Regions from separate parts of the Homo sapiens genome. Here region 2 is linked to region 1. The links are chromatin loops, found by intact Hi-C in ENCODE. Cell type or tissue: MCF 10A. All regions are shown on one strand. Links, peaks and the distances in the headings refer to the core of each region. The heading gives the core; the rest is flanking DNA. Region 1 overlaps GNG12-AS1 (GNG12, DIRAS3 and WLS antisense RNA 1). Region 2 overlaps RPE65 (retinoid isomerohydrolase RPE65).

Region 1 (8,000 bases), core at 1-8,000:
ACCCCCTTCACCCCACCTGAATGAGATGATTTCTGAAGTCCTCAGCAGCCCTGATTCTAAGCCTCATAAGGAAGAGTAGGTGTTAATGGCATCCTAGGGCAATGGTAGGCGCCTGATGCAGATCTGCTGTGAGCCATGTGCTGGCATCACAGGGGTGGTTTATTAATTTCATTTATCATCTGGACAGCCCCTTCTTATAACGTACATCCTTGCCTCTTCTGAGGCTCTAAGATCCCCAAGGTGGCTCCTGTATCCAGAAACCCCTTGGCCTTCCCTCCCAGTTAAGCAAGATCTCTCTTCAACTCAGGGATGCTGAGAGATTGAAAGTGAACTACACACAGGAACAGCCAAGATAGGAGTTATTTCTATAGCACCATGCTTGGCTGATGTTCTTTACACGGAGTGGGCAGGATTTTTAAAACAGCGTTTGTGCCTTTTAGCCTGGGCTCCTCCTAAAAGCAGACTCTGGGACAAGGATTTGTGTGCAAGTAGCTGGCTTGAAAGGTGATTCCAGGAAGCACTGAGGTGGCATGGAGAAGCAAGGCTGAGAAGAAGGGAATGCAAAGAACAGCCACCAAGGTGCACGGCCAGGGCCTCTGTCAAGCTGTGAGGAACATGCTGCAGAGTTGTCCCCTGGGGCTGAGGAAGCTGTGAGAGAGAGCCACTCCACTCCCATCCTTTGTAGGTAGAGGGCCACCGCCAGGCTCTTAGCTACTTGGAACTAGGGCCAGCTTGAGGAATATGGGTGAGGCACCCATGGCCTCTGCTACATTGTTTTTAATCCAGTCTCAAAAACAAAATGGTCCTATCACAGAAACTCTGCAAAAATACATGAAAGAGTAAAGAAAAACATGTAAACATTTTACAATTACTCTATCCAAAGATAAATACTGTTAAAATGTCAGTATGTTCTTACACAAGTTTTTCCATGCATATATGTGTAGATTTATATACATTAAGATTGTATTATACATAGAAAATAAATTTCTGGACAGTTATATAACCTGCCCTTTTCAAAATATATCTAGGAAATCTTTCTATGTTATTGTGTTGTCTTCTATAACATGATTTTCATGACTTTACTATTATAGTCTCTAAAAAGGATGGTTCATAATTTTTACTGGACATTTCAGTGGTTTGCAAAGTTTGACTATTACAATATATGTTGAAATGAGCATCCTTGGATATAAATCTTTTTTGTACATCACTGATTGTTGCCTTAGTATCAATTCCTAAGAACTACTGGGTTAAAGATCAATTATTCATTCAATAAGCATATGTTGAACATCTAATATTGGGCCAGGTGCTTTTTTTTTTTTTTTTTTTTTTTTTTTGAGACAGAGTCTTGCTCGTCACCCAGGCTGGAATGCAGTGGCGTGATCTCGGCTCACTACAATCTCCACCTCCTGGGTTCAAAGTGATTCTCCTGCCTTAGCCTCCTGAGTAGCCTGGGATTACAGGCATCTGCCACCACGCCCAGCTAATTTTTTGTATTTTTAGTAGAGATGGGGTTTCACCATGTTGGCCAGGCTGGTCTCGAACTCCTGACCTTGTGATTTGCCCGTCTTGGCTTCCCAAAGTGTTGGGATTACAGGCGTGAGCCACCACAACCAGCCGGGCCAGGTGCTATTGTAAGCATTTGGGGCAGATCAGTAAACAATATCCCTATCATTGTGAAGTATATTGGTGTGGTAAAGGAAGGCGGGAGGGAGGAGGCAATAGATAGTAAGGTGATAGCGATGAAGGCTACACAGAAAAGCATTTATCATGGACACCTGTAAGCATACAGAGCCCTCCAGAACTGTGCCAACAGCAGAATGAGAGAGGCTGTGGCCCGCATCCTCACTGACACTACGTAGTTTTGAAATTTGCAACTTCAAGATGCAGAAATTGAATTTTGCATTTACTTCATTACCAGTAACACTGAGCATGTTTCATGTTCCTATGACTTGATATTTTTAGGTTGTCAGTTCAGATTCTTTATCCATTTTCTTGAGAGTCTGATTTAGTATATTTATCTTTTGTCTGTTACACGGGTAGCTCAACTTTTCTCCATTTGTCACTAGCTTTTATTTTGATTTGGATGTTTACCAGGATATAGAGCTTTTTTCTATGTAGTCAACCTGTACATTTTTTCTTTTATAGTTTCTAGTTTTGCTTTCATGCTTAAAGAAATATCCCCTAAGATAATAGGTCACCCACATTTTTTCTAGTTTTAAAAATTCTGTTTTTTTTTTCTCATCAATTCATATAGAATTTGTTTCCCAGCTGGAAGACCAATTAAATATTTTTTCCAGACAGTTATCCTAGCATGATTTTTTGGATCATAATTGGGAAGGACAGGATCTAGCAAGCTGGGGAGATCATGTCATTGGGTTACCCCCGGAGCAGTGGTGAGGCTTGGGTGTCAGAGCCATCCCATCCACAAGTGGTGCCAGAAGGCACCAACAAGACCCAGAAGCTCCCCGGGAACTCACCTCCGACTGCCAGTGAGGGTCCTGTCTGTGACAAAGAAATGTGCCATCGGGGGAAGATAAGCGTCCACTGCAGCACAGAGGAAACACGAGAGCTGCAGGCACGGGCTCAGTGAGCCGAGGAAGTCAGTGGCAGTGGCCGCCTGGCCAGGGTCCCTGGAGCTCCCAGGAAGCTGCCCTCCAAAGCAGTCTGCTCCTCTGTGCCACAGTGCAGAGGAAAGGTGTCTGGGGCCAGAAGCTGATGGCCGTATTGACTGGATGACAAACAGGGACCACACGAGCCTCCTGTTGGCAAAAGAGAACATGTGTGATGAGGCTGTATAATGGACAGCAGAAGGCCTTGGCTAGGGCTCTAACGTTACCCCTAATTGCTGTGTGTTCTTGGCCAAGCTATAGTACCTCTCTGGGTCTAGTTATCAAATTACATGTTGTTTAAAAAATTATACTAGGTTTAGCAGCATTCATTGGTTGGGAAGAATACTGTATAAGGATCCACTCTAGATGTCATGGTTTGCAGTACAAGCTGCAATTGTACAGATAAAGTTTGGGAGTGTGTACAGTATACTAGCTTGATGCAGAGGAGTGAGTGTGGGGGCAGGGGGAAATATGATTAGAGAAAACGGAGAAAGGAGGAAAAGCAGGGATAGAGGGAGGGAGGGAGGAAGGAAATTGAAAGTAAGTTGAGAAGAAATGGAACCAAGATTTTTTGTGAGTTGAATGCCTGACAATCATTCTAACCTGCACAAAGGTGAGTGGGAGGGGTCGGGGCCAGTCGTACAGGTTCATGGCAACCTTTTATTTCCCTAACTGGCTCAGGAGGGACAGTTCTGTTAGCCTTCAAAATTAAAACCACCCTTGTCCACAATTAATCAGTCCACAGCTATTTGCTGCCCTCTGCTGGCCAAGATAAACAATGGCTGCATTGCAAAAGAGTTTTTATCTTGAAAGAAATAGATTCATTCACCCAACAACTGTTTATAGAGCCCCTATTAAGTACCAGGCACTGTTCTAACACAGACCAATAACCAACATAGACAAAGACTCCTGCCTTCATGAGGCTTAACAACAATTAAAATATCTAGCATGTAGAATCCCTGCTATGGATGTGCCAGGTAGGATTTTAATCACTTGATATTTATCAACTTCTTTAATCCTTAAATGAATCCTATGAGGTAGGCACAATTGTTGGCACAGAGAGCTTGGGTGATTTCCCTAAGGTCACACAGCTAGGAAGTAACAGCCTGGTTCAACTCAGCCAATTTAGCTCCTGCTGCGCCTGTCACCAATGAGTTCTGATAGATGCATTGCCCTTCCTGCCCAAAATTTTGTATAGACGGAGCCATTATTAGATGGAAAAGCAAAAACACTGATCTTCTGGCTCAGCCACTGTGTGACCGTGAGCCTGGCCTTACCCCGTGTGGTTGTCAGAGGAGTCATCCATAAGAAGTGTATGCTTACACGGGCCCTGCTGATTGTTGTCCCTGTCCTCTTCCTCCCTCCCTGATGCTGGCCCTGGGTACAGGAGGGTCAAGGAAGCCAAAGGCGGCCTGAATCTCCGAGCTGCTGCTCCTGGTCCCTATTGTAAGGTCCTGTGAACCCTGCTTCTCCAGCTCAGCATTAATGGGGAGGGAGCAACCTGGAAGTTAATGAAGAAATGAGGGACTTCCCTGTTAGGGTGAGTGCTCTGGGACAAAGGGACAACCTACAGCAAGAGGAATTCAGGACAGCTGCAGGGGAGAGCTGGAAGCTCCCGACCAGGAGGTGCAGAGCTTGCCAGCCTCCAGGGTGAGACATACAAAAATGCCAACGACTGCTGCCAGGAGGGAGAGGGTGGAAGACTAGTGGAATAGAGCAGCAAGGGGGTCCTTGGAATTGCTTAGAAGCCCTTGATTGCTATTTGTTAATTTAAAACAAAAAAAAATTATGCCTAACCTCATACAAAAATTTTAACTTTATAAGAAGAGAAAAACATATTTTAAAGTCTCATTTGAAAATGCCTTCAGAAATTTGTTGATGTTTTTAAAAAGCAAATTTTAAAAAGTATTCCCCCCTCATAACAAATGTCCAAGCAACAACAAGAGTAATAGCGGCTCTTTACAAAGCACTGATAATGTGCTGGCACCTCACAGTAGTCCCATGATATAGGTACTTTCATTTATACCAATTACCAATGAGCATGCTGGAGCTCAGAGAGGTTGAGTGACTTGCCCTGTGTCACACAGCCAGCACTCAAGGCTGTGCCCGACTGACTTCATTATCACCACCCTATACTTTGTCTCAAAGGGAGGGAATGTTAAACTGAATGAATTGGCTCTAGGCCCCAGGGACTGCCTCGTGAAGAATGGCGAATTCCTAGTGTCATCCCAAGAAGCAGGGGCAATTTATCCTTGGGTTTGTCTGACCACACAGCAGAGGTTCCAGCTTCATTACTGGGGTTCTAGGCATGTGTGTTGGTGCAATCTGGAAGCAACAGATCTTCTTCGTGTCCCTGAGAGGGAGAGGGTTAAGCCACCTCTTGCATGATCTGGATTTGCCAGCCTGGAGCAGCCATAACCCTAAGGAGCCCCAGAGGGACCTCCTGAAAAGCAGTCATTGAGTTGAAACCCAAGGTGCAACCCATGACCGGGTGTGGTGGGGGGTGTATCATTATTTTCAAAGACTGAGACCCAGGGAAAGGCCTGTCACAGGCCACACAGTGGCTGCAGACCAGCATTATGAGAAGATCCCAGGCCTTATAATCCAAGCTTAGTCCTACCTGCAGTCCAGCACTGTGCTGAGCCTTCTACGACTGCCCCAGAGCAAACCAGGTGTCCCCTCCCAGGCCTACCACTGAGGTCACTCCAGCCTATACCTGCCCAATTAGGGCTGCTTCACACCTAAGTGGCACCCCCAGAGGGGGTTCTCTGTTCTTGCTTTACCCTATTCCAGAAGGAATAAGCCCATAGTATGATAACTGGCAGTTTTGCTAAGGCACAAATATGAATCTTGCCCACTTCTGGGACGGGGCTCTGAGCAAGTCTCTCAGCCTTCAGGGGCTGGCTCGAGGGATAAAGGGGACCAGTGGTCACTCCATCATCTGGCCAGTTTAGTCTGCACCAGTCAGATGCCTGTCACCTAGGTCTCAGAAGTCACATTTAGCATGAAACGGATTAAAACGAGGAGCCAGCTCTGTGCCTCAATTTCTTCATCTGCAGAAATGAGGATTATACCACTTAGCATTGCTGTTGGGAACATATGAATTAGGACAGTGCTTGGCATATAGTAAGTTTTAAAAAGGTATCTATCATTGTCTTTGCCATCATCATCATCATTATAGATTCTTGACACCTGTGGAATATATATAGCCCATGAAATGACAAATAAGGAATGCTTATATTGGCTCCTAAATTTCTCCAAATGACATATTTCAGCTATAGAATCCAGTGTTTTCTGTATATATCCTCCTTATGCCACAAGTTAACCAGTAGCTGGCAGTCTCCGAGTCCCTCTATCTTTCCAGCCTTCTGATCCTCACCCTATCCCAAGCTGAGACCTTGGCCCAGAGCCTCAGCCTGGCAGTAGGCATGATTCAGATTTGTTCCTCAGCAAAACTGCCAGTTATCACCCCATGGGCTCACTCCATCTGCAGTCATTGAAGCCAAGAAAGTTGAATCCGGGAATGCCAGAAGGTCCACTACTGGTTTCTCAAGGTGTGTTTCACAGGATGCTGGTTCTGTTGAGTGATTACAGTCGGTGATTTGTTGTTGAGCCATCAAATACAGTTGAGTAGCATTGGATTTTTAAGCATGTTTCTTTCTGAGGAGATCTCAGTCTTGAACACGCCACCTTTCTAAATCTGAGGCATGGGATGTACTCTTTCTCAAATGCACATTATCGTTCTGCTCCCTTTCACTGTAGGACAGCTTGTGGGATTTGCTGTCCTGTAGCAAGGCTTTTCAAGCCTTTCCCTGCGGACAGTTCACCTGGGAGCATATTGTAAAGTGCAGTTTCTTACTCAGAAGGGCTTGGGAAGGGCCTGAGACGATGCATTTCTAACATGCTCCCTGGAGGTGCTGATGCAGCTGCTCCACACACCAGACTTGAACAGTGAGGCTTGCGGCAATATTTCTAAGAGATGTGTCTGCCACGTCCCCTACCCAAGGGGGTCCCATGCCATCCCTTTTACAGCCCTAACACCTGCCAAAGTGCTTGGATCATATGAAAAACAGACTTGGCCAGGAGCTGAAGTGGAGGCTCATAAGGGCAGAATTTCTGTCTGTTTTGTTCTCAGGTATATTTCCAGAAACTAGAACTGTGCCTGGAACACAGAGTGGCTCAGTAATTACCTGGGGAATGAGTAGATTACTAGGGTCATTCAGCAAAGAGATGCCCTTTTCCAGGAATTTTCTGGCATTCACTGTTCTGAGTGGTGGTAGATTTGAGTCCAGGGCTTCTGCAAACTCACCAAAGGTCCTTTGCATCCAAAGCATCTCTTTCTCAAACTCATAAATCTGACTCAACAACCTATCTATAAGGCCTCCACCTATAAGGATACGGATATTTTTACGGACATGCGAGGTTGGATGACTCAGGATATGAGTAAGCCCAGAGCTTCAGCCAATATGGTCTCAGAGTGACAGATGGAGAGAGAAGGCTTCCTGTGGTGGGACTAAGGAGCATGGGCCTCAGGCTGACCAGCGTCCCCAGAATGAAGGGCTTTCTTTAAGATGGGGCCAAGGCGTTCCAAGCCAAGTTCGTGGGCAGCTAACTAAATGAGGTTCATGGATTTGGCCTCAACCTTGTTCTGACGCTCTCACTGCCAACCTAGGCAGGGAGCCAAATTCCTTGCTCTTTAACAGTTTGTCTGTTTGTTTTGGTCCAAGAGGCCAGGAAGAGAAGATATTTGTTTCCATGGTAATTGCTTGGAATGATTCTTAAGTAGAGGAGCCTGAAGGGCAAGTCTTCTCATTAGGTTTCCACCTTCAAGGAACTTAAAATCTTCTTAACAATCAAGGTTCCCAATACATGAACCGTGCAGTCGGTGACCAATGGGAGGTACAAGGACACTTTTCAGTAACTCCTGATTGGGGGCAATTGAGAGGGCTTCCCAGAAGACTGAAAATGAGCCGAGCCTTGAAAGAGTTGGATAAAAGGTGAGGGTAAGGGAAGAGTATGAGAGTGTGGAGATGCAACTTCACAAGCATTATTTGGGTGGCAATGACTAAAGTAGCCTGTTTAGCAGAGAGTCTGGGGTGCAGTGAGTAGAAAAGCAACTTGGAACCGGAGTGTACACAGCATTGAATGTCAGGCCGTGGAGGCTGGACACCTGGGCCCATTCTTTAGAACTAGAGCGTGAGAAGTAGGTGGGACCCACACATTTTGCTTTTGGGTTCAGGCAACCATGGGGAGACAGCCTCCTGAATGAAGCCAAGAGGAGACTGCTGAATTGGTAGAGAATGAGAGGGTCCAGCCAGTAGGTACTGTTGTACAGCTAGTGCACTGCATAAGAGCACCTGGCCAGGAGAGCAAGTAAGGACAGAAATACAG
Region 2 (8,983 bases), core at 984-8,983, 330 kb before region 1:
TGTGAAAATTAAGTGGAGTAATGTAAATAGAATGATTCACCCACTATCCAACACAAAGTGATCAATAGACAGTAATTATTACTATCAGTATCATTATTAGTTATAGGAAATAATCCATTTGCTTGAAAAACTTCACTGGTAGGAATCAAGGAAGCACTGTCAATCACTGCCCTTCTCAAAGGATAAACCTACCTGGGGTTTTTTTTGTTTGTTTTTTTGTTTGTTTGTTTGTTTTGTTTTTTGAGACAGAGTCTCGCTCAGTCGCCCAGGCTGGAGTGCAGTGGGATGATCTCAGCTCACTGCAAGCTCCGCCTCATGGGTTTATGCCATTCTCCTGCCTCAGCCTTTCCAAGTAGCTGGGACTACAGGCGCCCGCCATCACGCCCGGCTAATTTTTCGTATTTTTAGTAGAGACGGGGTTTCGCCGTGGTCTCGATCTCCTGACCTCGTGATCCGCCCGCCTAGGCCTCCCAAAGTGCTGGGATTACAAGCGCGAGCCACCGCGCCCGGCCCTACCTGGGTTTTTAGGGACAAACCTAACTGTGAAAGCTGAGAGGCCTTAAGGACTATCTTGGGTACCCCACATTTTGCAGATGAGAACACTGAGGTCCAGAGATGACATGTGAGCTGATCCTAAACCAGAAGTCATGTCCCTGACATCCAACCCTGTGGACTTTCTGCTACAGCAGATTGACTTTCATCCAAGCAGTAGCTCACACTCACAGAGGGATATAGCTCTAGATTTTAAAGAGCCAGGATTCCTGTTTTTTCATTTAAATAGTCTTTTTTCTATAGACACATCTTTTTAAAATACATTTATTCTCACTCTTAATCCATACTTCTACTCCTCACTCCACTAAAATATATCAAGAAATTTGAAAATCTTCTTAAAAATGAGATGGCAAAAGGCAAATGGATTGGTGTTTGGGGAAATCTATTAGGTGGAGAGTCCCAATCCTCTCAAGATGCTTCTCCCTCACTCCTTCCAACCCTTTATCCACACTCTGGGGCATCTCCACATTTCCCAAGGTGTGATCTCCTAGTGAAGGTGAGTCAAGTCAGCAGACATTTTCTAAGTGCTGTCCAGCGCGAGGGCTGGAAATGAAAATCACTGCCAGCTCTATGAGGAAGAAGCTGCCCAATCAGGCTGCTGATATACTCTGCCTTACCAAGGACAAGCCTAGCCCAAGGCAGGGATAAGAAGCAATGTTCTGTCTCCCCTTCATCACAGGCAGGATCCCCCTCTGGCTCACCGGCAGTCTCCTTCGATGTGGGCCAGGACTCTTTGAAGTTGGATCTGAGCCATTTTACCACCTGTTTGATGGGCAAGCCCTCCTGCACAAGTTTGACTTTAAAGAAGGACATGTCACATACCACAGAAGGTAAAGCAGCACTCCATGCCACTCCTCCTCCTCAAAGTAGGGCCTAGCTTGGCTCCTCCTCCCATGTGAGTTTTCACCTCTGAACTCAGGAGGCAACCTATATACCCACTTTCTTCTCACAATGTACCTGGGCCAGTGTGTCTGCATGGATACGAGGGAACATTATCATGGAATAAAGGAGAAGCTAAAGCCTAGGGCTTTGGGGTCCAACATGAGTGGCTTTAAACCCTGTATTCAACAGACATGACTTGCCTAGGAGGGTAACCTTGGCAAGATGTTGACCTCCAATTCTTGGTTTTATAATTAGTAAAATGGGAGAAATAATAGAATCTACCTTATATATTCATTACAAGCATTAAATGAGAGCGCAGTGTCTAGCACACACAAAGCACTTCATAATAATAGCTATTGTGATGCTTGTTATTATTATTAAACCATTGGCCATCTTGATTCCTTTTTCTTTTTATAAAATTGGAAAGGCCACTGGGAAAGGGGTCGGGGGCTGCCACAAAGTAGTGAAGGATGAAACATGTCATAGTGCTACCAGAAAGAGAAGTTTTCTGAAAACAAGAGATTATTGCTAAAAAGCCTTGAAGCCCTAAATCATCATTCCAGGAAACCCCCATTAATGAAGTATTAACAAATACTTTGTCTTCTGCTTTCGTGTTCAAGCCTATTAGTGGCTTTGTTGATCACCACAGATTTCAGGCATTTTGAAAAGACCTGTAAAGAAAAAGTGAAAGGGGACTTGAAGCAGGACAACTTGCATGATAATAGAAGAGAAACGGATGATGTCAAGCAGAAATGTAGCCATAAGAGCTTACTGTGGAGTTCAGATAAAGCTTCCTATACCTTCGACAGAGCAGGGTACTCTTTCTTCTTCATAAAAGTGCGACCGGGTGTGGGTGGCTCACATCTGTAATCCCAGCACTTTGGGAGGCCAAGGCGGCCAGATCACTTGAGGTCAGGAGTTTGAGACCAGCCTGGCTAGCATGGTGAAACCCCGTCTCTACTAAAAATACAGAAAAATTAGCCGGGCGTGGTGGTACACGCCTGTAGTCCCAGCTACCTGGGAGGCTGAGGCAAGAGTATAGCTTGAACCCAGGAGGCGGAGGTTGCAGTGAGCCAAGATTGCGCCACTGCACTCCAGCCTGGGCAACAGAGCAAGACTCCATCTCAAATTAATTAATTAATTAATTAATTAAAAGTACAAAATCAGATTTTAACTGGCTCTCCATATCAGAAATCCTGGGCAAAGTATGCTGTCTACTCTAAGATATGGTTTAGCAGACCTGTCTAGGCAAGAGATGGAATTCAAGAATACTTAATTTTTAAAACAAAATAAATGTTAAAATTGAAGAAAAACATAAAAGTAACAGAGGGAGATTGAGAAGAATATAATTCAGCACACCATGTCCGGAATTTTCCCAGTAAGTTTAGGTTGATAGGTTATAGGTGATGGGGGTGGGGGTCCTATGTGAACTTCCCCCAGGGCTGCATGGTGTGATATAGAAAGTTCATGTTGTCCTGCTCTGGCCAACTAGGATTCTAACCCAGCTTGGCCACATATGCCAATCACTTAACTCCTCTGAACCTCAATTTCCTCATCTGTGAGGTTTAAAAGATAAAAACGTAAACTCAAGGGACATTGTGTCTGCCCTGCTTGGTCACCCCAAGAAAGTGAGCTAATAAAACCCTTTATTCTTCATGTTGTGCATTTATGATTGTGACTTGATGAGGACACATAGAATGGCCATTCTAAGCTCCACATGGGCTGTACGGATTGCTCCTGTCTATACTCTTCCCTATGTTTCAATGTCCTTCAGGTTCATCCGCACTGATGCTTACGTACGGGCAATGACTGAGAAAAGGATCGTCATAACAGAATTTGGCACCTGTGCTTTCCCAGATCCCTGCAAGAATATATTTTCCAGGTTACTGAACCCAAACTGAATGTTACTCAAGACATTTTATATTAGCCCTTTTTCTCTCATGGCTTGAAAATTACTGGACTGAAAAATTCATTTGTTTCTACAGGTTTTTTTCTTACTTTCGAGGAGTAGAGGTTACTGACAATGCCCTTGTTAATGTCTACCCAGTGGGGGAAGATTACTACGCTTGCACAGAGACCAACTTTATTACAAAGATTAATCCAGAGACCTTGGAGACAATTAAGCAGGTGGGACACAGTGCTAGGTGATGTTCAGGAATTTAGAATTTGGAACTTAAAATTAATTCAACATAAATTATTCATGCTGCGAATGTATGATTCTAACTTGATGAGGACACACAGAATGACCATTCCAAGCTCCAAATGGACTGCACTGATTGCCTCTGTCTATGATGCTTTCCTGCAATTGGTGTAATTTGGTGAAAAGAACATGAGAGCCACATTAAGTTTCAAATCCTAGCATTGTCAACAATGACTAGCTATTTGACATAGGACAAACATTGTTTCTTCATCTCTAAAATTTTAAACACTTACATGGATTGGAGAGAACCCATATAAAATGCCTAACATATTCATTCATTCATTCATGACACAAATACTTATCAAGTGCTTTCCATATTCAGAATTTATGCTAGATGCAAGGGATAGATCAATGAGTAGGGTAACATGGTCCCTGCCTTTCATAGCTTTTATAAGCTAGCATGAACCTGGTAAATACTGGGTGCTCAAAAAATTATAGCTACTGATACTGAAAATCATGCTATTTATGGTTCTAGGCAAGTATGTTGCACTAATTTGCCCCTTCTTATAGATACTTCTTATTAGAAATAAAGCTATATCTTGAATGAAATAGCATAGAACAAAATTTCAGCAATATTTGGAAGTGACAAATTTTATGGAGAACTTAGGGAATCTCAATGCAGCAGTCCTTAGATACACATTTTGAACCAATATTTACTAAGATACACCTATTTACAAGGCATTGTTCTTGTCTTCAGGTGACTTAATGTCTAGGTGGAGAAATCAAATATGTAACTGTAATAGGACAAAGAATATGACGAGTCTTTTAAGAAGGAAAATCTTTTAAGAAAGCATAAATACGAAAGGAATTACTTCTGGAAGTAGTTGGCAATGCAAGGTGGGACAGGTGAAAGAAGGCTTAAAGGGAAAGGCTTTGGGCTGGAAGTTAAAAGAGAGGGATGATTTCAGTGAATTTAGAGAAAGGATATGCTAGATGGAGGGGGTAAAGCGATCAAAAGCATGGAGGTAGAAGGTGTTCATGAAAACTGGAGAATAATCTCCTTGGACTAGACTTGCAGCATTTCTCAGTGGAGGTATTAGTATGACATTAGGCAGGGGGTGACTCATCATCATGGAGACGTCCCACACATGGGAGAGGTTTGGCATCCCTGGCCTCATCCACTAAACACCAGTCATGTTTTCAATCATTATACAAACCCAAAACGCTCCTGACATTTCCGTATCTTCCCCTAGGGGGCAATAACACTCCCAGTTGAGAACTAGTTGCCTAGAGTAGTTAATGTCAAGGGGAATATTGAGACACAGGGTAGGATGAAATTAAAAGCTTGAATAATTGGCTATACATTTGGAATATGTTGTTTAGCTAATGGGAAGCTACTGAAAGTTTTTGCTCAAAGAAGTAGTATGAGTAGGGCTATATTTTCAGATGTTTATTTGGGGAGCCATGTGTGGGCTGTACGGGAAGGCAAAAGAGATACAGTATAGCTGGGAGACCAAGAGGTGAAACTAAAAGCCAGAACCACAAATGCAGTACTGGTAAAAATAAGAAGAAAAAAAATAGTCTCAACATTGAGTCTCAATAGCACAAGCTGATCTATAATTCTCAACAGACTATTTACTATGTCTTAACATACACTCCCCATAGCTCTTTCTTGTTTATGTTGTGTGTGTGTAACCATATACAAGTGTGTGTGTAGCTCCTTTAGAGAAGAACAAAAGCTGAGTTTCTAAATCATTCATTTGACTTTGATAGGGAATCTGTATTACAATTACATGATATTTTAATTAGAAATATAGAAGCTATGGTATGGCTGCAGAATAGACTTTATTAGGAGTCAGGTTCCACTGTTACTAGCACTGTAAAATGTAATTTTAAAAATGTGAAATTTTTGATTGTTTACTGTTATTAACCAGTGCCTTTGCCTCCAGCCTGATTCCCTTAAATACAATTTATTTAAGGCAGCAGTAGCAATTTTTTAAAATATAAATATGAAAGTATTACTCCACCTAGGGAATCCATAACTTCCCAAATAAAGTCCAAGCGAAGGTCTTTGTGGCTGGCCCACTCTTATTTCGCCTCCTCTACGCATGCCCTTCATGGCAGCCAGGTTAAATGACTAGTAATGGCCAAACAGCACACATTATTTCACAAGTCTATGCATTTACATTAGGATTCCCACTCCCTGGAATACACTGTCATCCTGCTCCACTTGGCTAACTCCACGCACCTTTCAAACATTAGTTGGAGTCATGTTTCTCAGGAAAACTGCCTCATCCCTCAGTCTGGGCTAGATGGCGCTTCTCTACGATGCCATTGCACACTCACAGTGCTTTACACCGGCTTATTGGTCTAATGCAGGGCTGTCCAATAGAACTTTCTGCAATAATGGAAATGCTCTATAACTGTGCTATCCTGGTGTTATTAAGCACTTGAAATGTGGCTAATGTGACTGAGGAGCTGAATTTGAAGTTCTATCTAAAAATTAGTGGTCCTGTATTAATAGAACAGCACGGGTCTAGAATGAAGTTCTTGAAAGCAAAGATCTTCTCTCTCCTGAGCCCTGATACAGTGCCTGGCACATAGTGAAAGCTCAGAGTATTTGATAAATGATTGACTGAATAAATGAATATCTTGCCTATTATTTAAATAAGGTTGCTAAAATGTCCTATGCTTTAAAAAAATCTCCCTAATTAATTGGAAATAATTTTGGTTAGATAAATATATATTCCAGTAATTATTCATTCAATAACTCTTTACCAAGTAGGTCCCAGGTGGAAATCTAGTGCTGATTTATCTAGCTCTTTATCCTTAAACAAGACACTTGATCTCTCTGGAACCCCAATTTATCCTTCTGCAAACAGAGATTTGTGTTACATTTGTAGTTCTAAACTTCTTATGAGACATAAAATTGAATTAAATGCTGTATGCTTTTGCCAGAAATGTTTATATTTAATTAAAAGAGATCCATGGTTCTCCTAAAGTCTATTTAAATTAAGACTTTCTATACTAGATGAAGCTTGAAGTCCCTTTCAGTTCCAAACTCATACAGTACCATGTGCAAGACATATAGTTGGTATTTACATAGTACCATACGAAATTGACATTTTTGGAAATCAGCAATTATTAAATGTTAGCAATCTTATACAATTAAATCTAATACAATAATAAGAGTATAAAGAAGTCTGAGGACTCAAACTTATGGTTTCAGGTCAATCTGCATATGCTAAAAGAAAAGTAACTAACCAGAGCACTGTATGGTATACATCAAATAAAGAGATGTCACAGGTAACTCCAGATTCAGACACATGAGGGGGCATTATGTTCTGCATGAAGGTGGGAACTCAAGGTGAAAGAGGGTAGAATCCAGAGAGATGGGAAGAAAGAGAAGTGCACTTAGGATGAGAGTTCAAGGGGTAGTGATGACCTCAGACCTAGGGACAAAGGTATAATGTATCTTCCTTCTCTCAACTGGAGGACATTCACTTTACTTCCGTAGGTTGATCTTTGCAACTATGTCTCTGTCAATGGGGCCACTGCTCACCCCCACATTGAAAATGATGGAACCGTTTACAATATTGGTAATTGCTTTGGAAAAAATTTTTCAATTGCCTACAACATTGTAAAGATCCCACCACTGCAAGCAGGTGAGTTTACCAATCTGTCCTCTTCTGAAAATAAGTGTCTATATTGTGAGAAAGTTACTGTATTGTGAGAAAGATAAGAATGTCAGAATAGCATTTTGTGCATAGTTAAATTACTCTCAGACTTCAGAAGTACTGCCCTCATCCCTACCCTATAAGGGGCCTAATGCCCAAGGGCATCATATCAAAGGATGACGACTTGAAAATATAGAAAGCAAGTGTCCAAGTTCTCTTCTAGAATATTAAAAATGTAGTACATATATATATATGGATTTGATCATATACAATTAGGATTCAAACTTAGCAAACATTTATTGAGCACTTATTCATGTGCTAGGCAAAATTAAATTAAATAAGCATGTATGTGTGCATAATAGCATACATACATATATGAGAGTGTACTAAATATGTTGCGCTTAATTCCCAAAACTACAAACAAATCTGTTATCTCATAGAAGTACTATAGAAAAAGAACTACAGCAAAAAGAGTGTACCCTAGAATTCTCCATTCATTCTTCATTTATTGCCAGGTTCATTGTTCACCACCTTGATGATGGAATTATTTGAATGTATACAGATTTTTGTTTAGTATTATTTAGTACAGTTCTCAAAGTGTAGTCCTTGGACCAAGACCATCACCTAGGAAACTGTTAGAAATACAAATCTTGAGCCTTGTCCTGGGCAGACTGAATGAGAAATTTTGGGAGTGGAGCCTGCAATCAGTATTTTAAGAAACTCTTTATGTGATTCTGATGCACACTAAAGTTTGAGGACCATTCACTTACTAGTGAGTAAATTTTAATGTGCATAAGAATTACTGTACAGGGCTATTGACACAAACCCATCTAAACTATATCCTTTGGGCATCTTAAGATGTTGCAAAAGGCATTTTGACCATTCTGAGGTTTCTTCCCTACTCCCCTGACTTAAAACCCACCTCCAGCTATTGCAAGATGTGACTCCACTACACTCCACTTGCCACAACCCTATTTGAGTGCACGTTTCCAAATCTGCTGCTATTTGGATTTTCCTGGGTGATTTTGCAGCTTCACATGAAATTTCACTAAGAAGTGCAAATGATGGAGAAAATGAAAATAACCCCTCTAAAACAATCAAAATGTGTTTCTTTGCCTGTATAAGCTGTTCTAAATGCTTTGTATTAAAAAAAAAATAAGAGGCTCTTCCAAAGCCTTTTAAAACCACTTTATTTCAGACAAGGAAGATCCAATAAGCAAGTCAGAGATCGTTGTACAATTCCCCTGCAGTGACCGATTCAAGCCATCTTACGTTCATAGGTAACTTGAAGGCCTGCTATGAATCTTCAGGAAAACTCAAGTTTAAAGATTTGCTTTGCCTACCTTTGATACCAATCCTGATCACAATATTTTTTTGCAGAAAACTAAATTTAAACATAATTAATTTCATGTAGGCACTGTTGATTCTTGTAACTGAGCATACCACATATATACAAATTTGTCTGTGGCTTGAGAATCAGCCCTTTCATTCACAAGCCCATTTGTGTTTCTGAACAGTTTTGGTCTGACTCCCAACTATATCGTTTTTGTGGAGACACCAGTCAAAATTAACCTGTTCAAGTTCCTTTCTTCATGGAGTCTTTGGGGAGCCAACTACATGGATTGTTTTGAGTCCAATGAAACCATGGGGGTAAGTCTTAGATATATTTGTCAAGTTTGTGATTCTGAAGAAGATGTGTTTAATAATGTACACTTTTTTCCTTTTTAAATGC

The links. Peaks named below come from ENCODE experiments on the same cell type or tissue, not always from the same donor. Only the 100,000 strongest peaks of a DNase experiment are listed, where the experiment ranks them.
Region 2: it touches region 1 in a loop (15-fold over the local background); 50 of 110 quality-filtered maps call a loop at or near these places.

The regions. Positions count from the first base shown.
Region 1 is chr1:68,112,210-68,120,209 of GRCh38, reverse strand. It overlaps GNG12-AS1 (GNG12, DIRAS3 and WLS antisense RNA 1), which reads right to left. Exons shown (of 10, transcript NR_040077.1): 7 at 2,478-2,759. It also overlaps a transcript of WLS not described here. Among named protein-coding and RNA genes, the nearest start is that of DIRAS3, 66 kb to the right of the region's middle. RefSeq lists a silencer at 3,250-3,544. In MCF 10A, for the core only: a CTCF peak has its summit at 3,376 (motif pointing left); DNase peaks (open chromatin) are centred at 3,359 and 7,059.
Region 2 is chr1:68,439,109-68,448,091 of GRCh38, reverse strand. RPE65 (retinoid isomerohydrolase RPE65) reads left to right here. Exons shown (of 14, transcript NM_000329.3): 3 at 1,232-1,382; 4 at 3,209-3,316; 5 at 3,420-3,561; 6 at 7,092-7,239; 7 at 8,450-8,531; 8 at 8,769-8,901. The region is part of intron 1 of LOC124904198 (a long non-coding RNA gene); the gene reads right to left. Among named protein-coding and RNA genes, the nearest start is that of RPE65, 6.4 kb to the left of the region's middle. In MCF 10A, for the core only: a CTCF peak has its summit at 4,834 (motif pointing right); a DNase peak (open chromatin) is centred at 4,781.